Regions from separate parts of the Mus musculus genome. Here region 1 is linked to region 2. A link is a loop called in an ENCODE intact Hi-C map of the cell type or tissue named here. Cell type or tissue: gastrocnemius. All regions are shown on one strand. Links, peaks and the distances in the headings refer to the core of each region. The heading gives the core; the rest is flanking DNA. Region 1 holds the start of Tpm1 (tropomyosin 1, alpha). Region 2 has its middle 12 kb from the start of Gm10646.

Region 1 (5,371 bases), core at 62-5,061, 65 kb after region 2:
AGGGGTGAAATGGTAATGACTAAACTCAGGGACACATTATGTCAACCCATCCGTGTGGATGATATGGTAGTTCTGAGGCTAGGGAGCTGGCTCAGTGAACACCTGATTTTACTCCTCAGAATATATGCACACCTGCCATCGCAGCCCTGGAGAATCAGATCCCTGGGGATCTCCACCTAGCAAGCCTAGTCTACATGGCAAGTTCCAGGCCAATGAGAGACCTTGTCTCAAAACCAATGTAGATGCCATCCTGAGGAGTAACACCCAAGGTTGACCTCTAGCATATGCACTCCACTCCCACAAAGTTAGCTCAGTGTAACTCAGTGTAACACTTGAGCTCCGTAGACTCAGCCTTTGAGTACAGGTGTATGTGAGAGGCCCAAGGGTAAGGAGAGATAGAAAGAAATCTATCGTTTCCACCCACACAAGAGCTGTGTATTGTGTAACCCCAGGACTCAGGAAGCAGAGGAAGGAGGACAGGAGTTCAAGGACAACCTAGAATTCCAAGTTCTTTGCCATCTGGCCTCAACTTGCCTTTCCAATCTGTTGTTCAGGAAAGCCTACTGTCCAACCAGTGTTAAGGGCTTCTCAGTCCCTGTTGCAACCCTTCTCTAAAATCTGTTGTAAAGCTTCCCGAAGAAGCCTTGTCTGTTTGCTCTACCCTGGCTCTTTCCGTGTCTTCCTTTCTGAGGTCTTACACTGCTGTTCTTCCTCAGCATCTGGTTGAGAAATTTGTACGTCACCCAATTTTGAGTTCAGAGTCCAGTGCTGCCTGTCATGCATGTAACAGGTATCCAGTTGTGGGATATTTAATGGACTGTACCATTAGCTTATTTAAAATGGATTTAGTGAGTGAGTTTTTCAACTATGCCCAGCACATGGAGAAAGTCAGTATTTACTCCAGTATCTACTTCATTAATAGAAGAGAACGGAGGCTTTAAGAGGTTGCACCATGGCTACGGCTATATTAAAAAGAAGTATCCAAGTCCATTTTGGATCTCAGCTTCTAAATTCCAGATTCCCTATTCTTCTCCTCTGTTAAACTCCAAGCTGGAGTGTCAGCTTCCTATAGCCCACATATCTGAATACTGCCCATGGCCTGGAAGGGTGTCAGCGCCCTGAGCCACTTGGCACGTGGCAAGGAAGGGCTCTGGTGAATGTTCTGTGCCACAGAGTCCCTGTTCATCTGTTCCAATGTTCTGGTCACTACCAGAGGGTGCGTTTTCCCTCCTGGGCAGCCAGAAACCTGATAAAATCCTAAAGAGGAATATGATCATTCTCTTCTTGAAGGGCTTAGCAAGTCATTTGGCCTGCCTAATCTACTCAGACACTGTCTGGGGAATATTTGATATCCATGTAGTACAGGCTGTAAATTATTCTGTAGGGACTGGTCACAAGACCCTCACAACCCTGTCTCAGCTGGCCATCAGGAAGGTTCTCCCCTCCTGAAGCCTCACTGAACTGGAAAAGATCAGGCATCTCTCCTCCTTGGGGACTGGCTTGAGGTAAACTTAAAGCGATACGGAGGGACAATCCTCTTGTCTTCAGTGCTGAGCTGGCTGGCCCCTTTCCCTCTGCAGAGATCAGGCTACAGATAGAACCATTTCCTTAGCTAATTTGTACCATGTTTTCAGCACCAGCATCCAAATGCCTTACAGAGAGAGACAACTCCCTGTAAGGATCCAAGCAAGGAAACTGGACTAACAAGATGGCTCAGCAGGTAAAGGAGCTTGCTATCAAGCACAAAGACCTGTGTTGGATTCTTTTTTTTTTTTTTTTTTTTTTTTTTTTTTTTTTTTTTTTTTTTTTTTTTAGATTTATTTATTTATTATATGCAAGTACACTGTAGCTGTCTTCAGACACTCCAGAAGAGGGCATCAGATCTCATTACGGGTGGTTGTGAGCCACCATGTGGTTGCTGGGATTTGAACTTCGGACCTTTGGAAGAGCAGTCGGGTGCTCTTACCCACTGAGCCATCTCACCAGCCCCCTGTGTTGGATTCTTAAAGAGTTGCTCTCTGACCTCTACAGTCCACCAAAGCACGAATGCACCTCCATGACCCCGCCCCCCAAATAAGTAACCGACTCTAGTAAAACATGCAAATGAATAAATGGAGGGAAGCTACAGCATTGAAGCTGTTACAAATCACAGCTGCCGATGACTAAAGACCAGACACACACACACACACACACACACACTCACACTCACACCACTGACTCCCACAGGGAAGAAAAACGCCTAGACCGCTACACACTGACACACTCCCTCTGCCCTTTCCAAAGCACAGCGCAGGCACTTTTGGGCCTTAAGTCCCTAAAGTATTTTACTACCCACCCCCAGTTTGGTGAAAAGACTCGAGACTGCCTGTGTGTCACTATGTCCACTATCAGGGGCAGAGAGACAGGGTCTCAGGAATGGCCCTCAAACCTTCCTCCACCTCTATTTCTCTGCTCTGGTTGAAATGTCCAGACCGTGAGAGCCCAGGACGACAACTGGTGAGTGGGCTGAGTGCTGCCACAAGGACCCAGCTGGGTACCGAGAGCTCCCAGGCCCAGAGGGGAGGGGCAGTGGCCGTGACTGGCAGCCCCCGGACCTTACAATGAGCAGCACCCCAGGACCTGGAGGCAGAGTGAGCCGGTGCGCACACACCACCTGCCCTATTCCGGGTGGTTCCGGGCAGGCTCTTCTGGGGACCTTGACCGCCAGACGATGGCTCTGAGAGGTGGCTAGAGACTCTCGCCCAGTGCCGGGCTCCTCTCCAGCGAGGTCCCGGCGCTCTTTCCCAGGCGTGCAGGTTTAGAAATAGGACGGCCTCGCCCGGCCGCGGCCTCGGAGGCTCGGGTCCCCATATATAGTCATATCCACCGTCAACTGGGAGGCCGGCAGGCGGCAGCGAATGGGCGTGCGGGCCCCCGCGGGAGGAGCGAGGAGGGGGCACGGGGCGGAGGCAGGAGACTGGGAAAGGGGGAAGGAGGAACAAGCTTTTCCAAAAAAGTATTGGCTGTCCTAAGGAATGCGGTCGCCCCCCTGGGAAAGTACATATCAGGGAGCAGCAGGCAGCTCCGCGCTCGCACTCCGGCTCTGCTACCCCACCGCGCTCGCGTCTCCTCTCGCTCCGCTGCCTAAGGGCCCCTCGCCACCGCCACCATGGACGCCATCAAGAAGAAGATGCAGATGCTGAAGCTCGACAAAGAGAACGCCTTGGATCGAGCTGAGCAAGCGGAGGCTGATAAGAAGGCGGCGGAAGACCGGAGCAAGCAGGTCTGCATTTATCCCCAACCTCCAATGCCCCAGCTTAGCGTGGGTCGCTCAGCCCCGGGACCCGAACTGGCTCCCTTTCCTCATCCCATCCCCAGCCAGGGTGTCCAGGGGCGCACGTTTAAAAAAGAAAAGGAGAAGCGCGAGAGTTAGACTGATTCTAACTTTTCTGTCTCGTCCGAGGACGCTCGTGGCCCTTCTCTGACTCCCACGGTCTGCGAGGTCCACTGAGCTTCTTCCCTAGAGAGGCTCTTGACTCTTAGGGTTGGGAATCAGTTTTGAAAGAGGAAGAGAGAAAGGATACAAGTTCCCGGGTTGCCTGGAGGGAAGGGTGGGGGAGCGGAGCAAGGCTCAAGTCCTAAGGTGTCCGAAGTTCTTTGGACTTTTTGGTTGGGGAGAAAGATCCCTCAACACGGGATGAAGACTTTGAAGGGAAGAGGAGGGAGTCACTGAATTATTTCCTAAGAACAAAGATGGGACAGAATGGGAGACACACGGAAAGCTAGCCAAACAAGGACATGTTTCGGCAGTCCCTCAAATTGAGAACCTGAGCTTGCTGTCCTCGGCCGGCCGGAGCGTGTGGTCCCGGGTTGGGGGGTGGTGTGCGAGATGAGTCACTGAGTGAGATCTCTGGGAGAGATATCTTAGGGTCCCTTGAGCCCCAAAGCAGCGATCCCTTAGCCCCAGGGCTCCAGCCAACCTGGCACCCATTTGTTATGTGTCTCCCACCCGGTCCATGCCGGCCGCCCGCGCCCGCTCGCCGCTACCCCAGCTCGAGGAGGACATCGCAGCGAAAGAGAAGCTGCTGCGGGCGTCGGAGGACGAGCGGGACCGGGTGCTAGAGGAGCTGCACAAGGCGGAGGACAGCCTCCTGGCTGCCGACGAGACCGCCGCCAAGGTACCCCGGGCGCGCGGCGAGGCACTGCACACGAATGGCTAACTCTTTCTCTTTCTCTCTCCCTCCCTGTCTTTCCCTCTCTCTCTCTCTCCCGCTGTCCCTGTCCTTTATGGTCTATGCACCCTCAACCCGCACCTTGCGGGATCACGCTGCCTGCCGCACCCCACCCCCTCCCCCTTCCCCCCTCCCCGTACTCCACTGCCAACTCCCAGCTGGAAGATGAGCTGGTGTCACTGCAAAAGAAACTCAAGGGCACTGAAGATGAACTGGACAAATACTCCGAGGCTCTCAAAGATGCCCAGGAGAAACTGGAGCTGGCGGAGAAAAAGGCCACAGATGTAAGTGCACGCTCACACTGCCTCCCTCACCTCCTGTCCGTGTGGCCACTCTGGGGGGCGGGGGGCCACCACAGGGGCTGCAGAGCAAAGGAAGAGGGCGAACCTCCTCCTGCAGGGACACCTGCACACAGCCTGGCCGTGGCCCAGAGCACTGGATGCCGCCTCTACTGCTGCTCACGTTTCATTTTTATTCCGTCCTTTCCCTTTTTCTCTTTTTCCTCTTCTTTACCTCCTCCCCTTTGGTTGGAGGTGGGTGGGTACGAAGCTGGGAGCTGAAAAGGGTGAAGCTGGAGGTGAACTTCGCCTCCTGCTGGTATAAAACCTCTGAGGTGTATGTCATCACCAAGGTCTGTGCAAAACAGAATACCTAGTGTTTGCCGCGCCCCCAGCCCCCGGTGGTTTTCGCTGATGGACCTAGTCTGAGTAAGTCCACAGAGCCTGGCCTTTAAATGGACTCATCCTTTTACTTCAGACGCTAAATTTGAGGGCTACTGTGACACTTTGAGGCTCTTTTTCTCACTAGACAAGCCTTAAGACCTGCCCAGGGAAGGTGATACTTGCTTGGGTCTGCAGTCTGAAGCACTAGATCCAGAAAGTACGCAGGGAGTTATATATAGCTCAGTGCTTTATATGGCATAGCGAGCTGGCTGCCCCCTGCCCGCCCCGCCCCCACCTGTCAGCCCTCTGACAACCACCACAGACGTGCTTCCAGGGGGGTGATAGACACAGTTCCAGTTCTGCTAAGCACCCTCTCCACCCTAGAGCTAGCCACTTCTGTCTAGAAAGTCAAGCTGACGGTCAGTTTCCCAATGCACTGACTTTTCGCACCACTACATTCCACTGGAGAAGCCAATTAAGCCTAGAGGCTCAATTAGA
Region 2 (5,371 bases), core at 295-5,294:
GGGAGCAAGGGGGAAGAGGAAGAGGCAGAGGTCCTACAAGCCCCCCCCTCAGTTTCCTCAAGCTTAAAAACACCACCCTGGGGGACCAAGCCCTTGGAGCTCTTGGGGGATGCTAAGGATCCAAGCTGTAGCTTTGTGCCTTCTTGTCTTTGTGCAGCCAACATCCGCTGATGTTGGTCAGCATATGCTGCAACACTCAGGCAGATCAGGCTCCAACTCCATCTATTTCTGTGTGCCCCCTTTTCTGTAAAGGAGAATAATAAAGTACCTAAAAGGGTGAATTTATAACTTTTTAAAAATAGTGTTTACAGATGCCAAATGTTAATTGTTTACATATAATAGTCATGTGTGTTATGTTTTAAAAGTAAAGTATACATGTATATGTACCCTATTAGTATGTCATGCAAACAGAACAGGTAAATGTCTTGCGTGAAGGGGCCAGAGAGATGGTTCAGTGGTTCCCAACACATATTGCTCCTGCAGGAAACTCAAGGTTGATTCTTAGCACCCATGGGTAGCTCACAACCAACTGTAACTCCTGCTCCAGGAGTCTGACACCTTCTTCTCCCCCCCCCCACCCCCAGAGATTGCACTTGGGTGCATATACCCACAGATACACAGACATACACAAATAAAATCTTTTAAATGAATAAAAGTAGATGTGCTTATAGAAATTTTCTGAAGAGTTAAACGGCTCACAAGAGTCTTTTGGAGAGGCACTGGCTGTTACCTTCAAGGACCTGGGTGTGGGAGGAGTTTGAGGGGTTGGGGAATCAGCAGTGGATTATGAAGCCCCTTCTTGGGTTACAGGAAACCCTGACTTGTGACAGCACTGGGAAAGAATTCAGGAAAGGAATTCTCTCTGCTCGCCTGTGTAAACACACTCTGCAGCAGGACAGACCCCTCCTCTCTGTAGGAGATCACTTGCTCCTATATTTTGTTTTCTCTCTCCTTTATAGGACAATAAATCACTAAGATGTAGCCAGGCTTCAGAAGTCAAAGAGGGCCTTGGGGGATGGCTCAGTGGAAGAGAGCACTTGCCACACAAGCCTGCCAGCCTGAGTTTGTTTGGATCATGTGCAAATGTTGAATGTAGCTGTGGGCATCTGTGCTCCCAGAACTTTCACAAGGAGATGGGAAGGAAAACAAGACCCAGAAACTTGGGCAGCTACCCTGGAGAGTGTGGCAAAACAAGAGAGACTCTGCCTCAAAACAAGGTAAATGATGAGAACCAACTCCAAAAAAACTGTGCTCCGATGTGCATGTGAGCGCGGTGTCACCCACGTGCCCACAGTCACACACATCATACACACGAAACACACAAAACCACACAAAAGCCAAAGGGGCATTATTTGCATTTTTAAATTTTGTTTCTCTGTGTTGAGGGGTGTTTGCAGGTCATGGGATAACCTCAGGTGTCAGCCCTTGTCCTCCAACTTGAGACAGGGTCTCTTGCTCACAGCCTCATATGCCAGGCTAAGTGGCCCCAAAGCTTCCAGTAATACTGGAGTCATAGCTTTATGTGCTTCTGTGTCCAGCTTCACATTGCTCCTAGGGACCTAAACTCAGGTCTTCAGACCCTCCTAGAAGGCACTTCACCCACGGAGCCCTTCTCCAGCAAAGGGTGTTTAGCCGTCTCTGTAGACTCTCATGTCAGGGAGCACAGGTTGTTCAGATAGCTGGTTCCACACTCGGTGCACAGGCTGCACTAATTTGACAAGAGCTGTGCTTGGAGGGTCCAGGAGGGGTGGAAAGAGAGGAGTTGATCAAGATATGTTATATACACATATAAAAGTATCAAAGAATAAGTTTAAAATATTCTAAATATTTTTTCCTTCTTACTTCCCAAAGCTACAAGGTTAAAAGTTTAGTGTATATAGTTTGAATGTTATTTGAAAAACAAAAAGAGAGAAAGCTGGAAACCATTGTTCCTAAAGCATTAGCACTAGAATTTCTTTGAATTAGGCAAAATTTGCACTGAAGTATTGGATTAATCAGAGTAGGTTGGCTGAGTGATGAGAGCTAAAGGCTTGTTTACACGGCTTTAGTTTGCCCTAGGATGTGCATGACTGATATCAGATCATTTATAAAAAGAAGATTTGGGCTGACGGTGTGGCTCCACGGATAAGGCGCTTGTCTAGCATGCACAAAACCTTGGGTTTGATCCCCAACACCAATAAACCAAGCACAGTGATGTATGCTTGCAGTCTTAGCCCTTGGGAGGTGGAGCAGGAAGATCAGAAGTTCCTGGTCATCTTTGGTTTCATAAGGAGTTTAAGGCCAGCCTGATAAGTGTGAGCCTTCATAAAAAAGAAAAGGGGGTAAGGAAATAGAAAGAGGGAAGGAAAAAGGAAGGGAGGGAGGGAGGGATGGAGGGAGGGAGGGAGGGAGGGAAGAAGGAAGGAAGGAAGGAAGGAAGGAAGGAAGGAAGGAAGGAAGGAAGGAAGAAAGGAAAGGGAAGGAAAGGGAGAACATTGTTATTGAGCAGAGAAACTAGGCAAAGGGCATCTATGAGCTCAAACTGCGACCCACAGAGTGGCATCTGTGAGCATCAGAAGCCCCCTTTCCCCACCTCACACCAGCCTTTGATCTGATCTGGACACACAGTTGTGCTCTGTTGTGTTTTCCTTTCCTGAGAGCAGCTGCCTCCATCACTTATAAACAGGGAAGAGGAGAAGCGAGGGCTAGCATCATAAGGTGTCTAATTTCAGAAACACGTGTTCTTGCTAGGAGTAGTTCGGCAGCAGGTGGCCCAGTGTCCCCAGACTACCCAAATCCAGGACAAGTGGCCCTGTCAATCCTCAGCCATCCATCTCCCTGGGCTTATCTGCAAGTCATCATGGAGGCTGAAGAGCTGTGGTGGCCATGGCCACCCAGTGTGCACAGGATCTCACACTTCCCCCTGCCCAGCGGTCCCTCAGCTACGGCTCTTATCCCTTGTCACCAAGTCTTCACGATGAGCTCAGAATCGCCCAGGGATGAACCAGGAATGGTTTGTCACGGCTTGGCAATTGGCTTTCCTGACCTGCAGTGGCCAACATGTAGGGGTGGGAAATTTTGGTTAGCTCCTTTGTGGAAATGATGGCAAGAGCCAGGGCCAAGCACAAATCCTCTGAGAGTCTGGAAGATAAAGGTGCCTCCCTACAGTGGACTGAGGGACGCTTGACTAAGCCTGTTTGGGAAGCTAATGTATCAAGCTAGCCACTGCCACTTGAGCCTTGGTACCCTGCATTGCTCACTCTGAAGAAGTATCATATAAAGACATTTAAGAAGCCGTGTAGGGCCAGCAGATGGCTCCATAGGTAAAGATGCTTCCCGTTGGCCTGAGTTAACCCCCTGGGACCCCATGATTGGAGGAGAGAACTGACTCCCAAAAGTTGTCCCCTGATCTCCACACATGTGCTTGGTATGCCTATCCTGTCAACAGACATGTGCCTGTGCGCACGCGTGCATGCTCTGAAACACATATGTAATACATAGGTATTAAAAAGGTATTAAAGGTGCTTTGTTTTTGTTTTTGGAGAAGTCCTATTGAAAGGTCCATATAGAGAGAAACCCCTGGCCAGCAGTCCAGGTGACTTGCCATTCATGGAGATGAATCTTTGTGAACTGGTGGCTGGAGCCCCAGCAAACACTGGACTGCAGCTTCATAAGCAAGCCTTGGAAATTCCTGGCTACAAAATGAAACCAGGAGAACCTCTCTGGCTGAGAATGGATCTCACCAAAGACTCTACCTCTGCCCATGAGGCCTTTCTTCAAATGTTCTTGATATCTCCAAGTACCCCACCATGGTTGTTGTTGACACTCTCCTACTGATGCTCTCAAAGGGAAGAGGGATATTAAAGAGGATCTGAGGTCTGTATCCCCCGACTTCATGAGTCCAGAATGTGAGAGTGTGAGCAATCACAACCATCATAGGGACCCTCTGGGACATGCTTCCTCCATGTCTCTCTGCAGAGCTCAAACAGGCTGAACCTTCCAGATGGATTTTGTCTTAACTCTGTGAGTCAAGTGAGGAGGAGAAGGCAAAACACAGGCTCATTCATTATTCAACATTTTCTATGTACTCGACAAATATTTAATGAGCTAGTGTGATGTGCCAGGTACTGTGCTAGGAAAGGGGGATCAAGTGTAAAAGGGCTAACCCCTAACCTTAAGGGACTGATAGACCCTGGTGTCGACCTTATAGTCCAGGGGTCTTCAAAAGCAGCACCCACCCATCTCTGCCTTCCAAAAATTATAGGTGAGGGCTGGCAAGGTAGCTCAGTGGATTGAGTGATTCATGCATGGAGCCCTGAGTTGATTCCCAACACTGCGTAAACTGGATATAAAGGTACAAGTCTATAATCCCAGGAGTCTGGGAAGTAGAGGCAGAAGGAGTTCCGTATCATCCTTAGCTATAAAGCAAGCTGGATGTCAGACTGAGCTACATGAGATCCTCATTCAAAGAAGAAAAAAAAATGTAAAAGATATGCCAACATAATTTACTGTCCCATGTGAGCTAGGATTCCCACAGGCTAAAAGTTCATGGGAACAGACATGATTAATTAGGCGTTGTCATGGAAATGTAATGTCATTAATTATGCAATGCAAAGCTGTTCAGGTTCACTTTCATCAACATTACATCACAAAAGTACAGCATCAGGAAAGCTCTACACAAAGCTCATACAGACACTGTCTGCCAAACAGCACATGCTATCAATCTCTGGGAGACAGGCTCTGCCCACAGGATGTCTAAGCATGTGGCCCATTTTTTCAACCTGGTTGGAACGAACTTTTGAGATGCTTTCTAAGGGATGGGAGACACCACCTATGACCCCACAAAGTGTGTAAGATAACAGTAAGAGCTTATTGTTACATAATAAACTAACTAGAAAGGAACCAGCTTGATATTTCTCATGATTTCTGTGGGCAAGGAATTCCAGAGTAGCTCAGCTGCAGGCTCTGGCCCAGGGCCTCTCATTAAATCACAGTCAGTGTGTGACAAAGGCTGTGTTTGAATGCATGCTTGGAACATAGTGTCTGCATCTACACCATGACCCTGAAGCCTCAATGTCTCTCCATGTGGGCCTTTCCATGAGGATGCACATGCACACACACACACACACACACACACACACACACACACACACGGAATTGAAACCAGAGAATAACCTGGACCGTCAGCTCTGTTTATCTTGGTTTGTTTGAGGATGATGATGATAGTGATGGTGGTGATGATGATGCCTGTATGTATGCCTGCAGGCCTGAAGAGGGCACCATTTCTCATTATAGATGGTTGTGAGCCACCATGTGGTTGCTGGGAATTGAACTCATGACCTCTGGAAGAGCAGCCAGTACTCTTAACCTCTGAACTTCCTCTCTAGCCTGT

Evidence for each region. Hi-C counts contacts between places; a loop is a spot of excess contacts. Peaks named below come from ENCODE experiments on the same cell type or tissue, not always from the same donor. Only the 100,000 strongest peaks of a DNase experiment are listed, where the experiment ranks them.
Region 1: a loop joins it to region 2, with 5 times the contacts of the local background. A loop is called at or near these places in 4 of 42 quality-filtered maps.

Annotation. Positions count from the first base shown.
Region 1 is chr9:67,046,910-67,052,280 of GRCm38, reverse strand. Tpm1 (tropomyosin 1, alpha) reads left to right here and starts at 3,068. Exons shown (of 10, transcript NM_001164248.1): 1 at 3,068-3,262; 2 at 4,370-4,495. The coding sequence starts at 3,149. In gastrocnemius, for the core only: CTCF peaks have their summits at 2,898 (motif pointing right) and 4,810 (motif pointing left); DNase peaks (open chromatin) are centred at 2,867, 4,050, 4,335 and 4,567; H3K4me3 peaks cover 5,000 bases; H3K27ac peaks cover 5,000 bases.
Region 2 is chr9:67,111,650-67,117,020 of GRCm38, reverse strand. No RefSeq gene overlaps it. Among named protein-coding and RNA genes, the nearest start is that of Gm10646, 12 kb to the right of the region's middle. In gastrocnemius, for the core only: CTCF peaks have their summits at 3,310 (motif pointing right) and 5,288 (motif pointing right); no DNase peak of the experiment used is centred there; H3K27ac peaks cover 4,601 bases.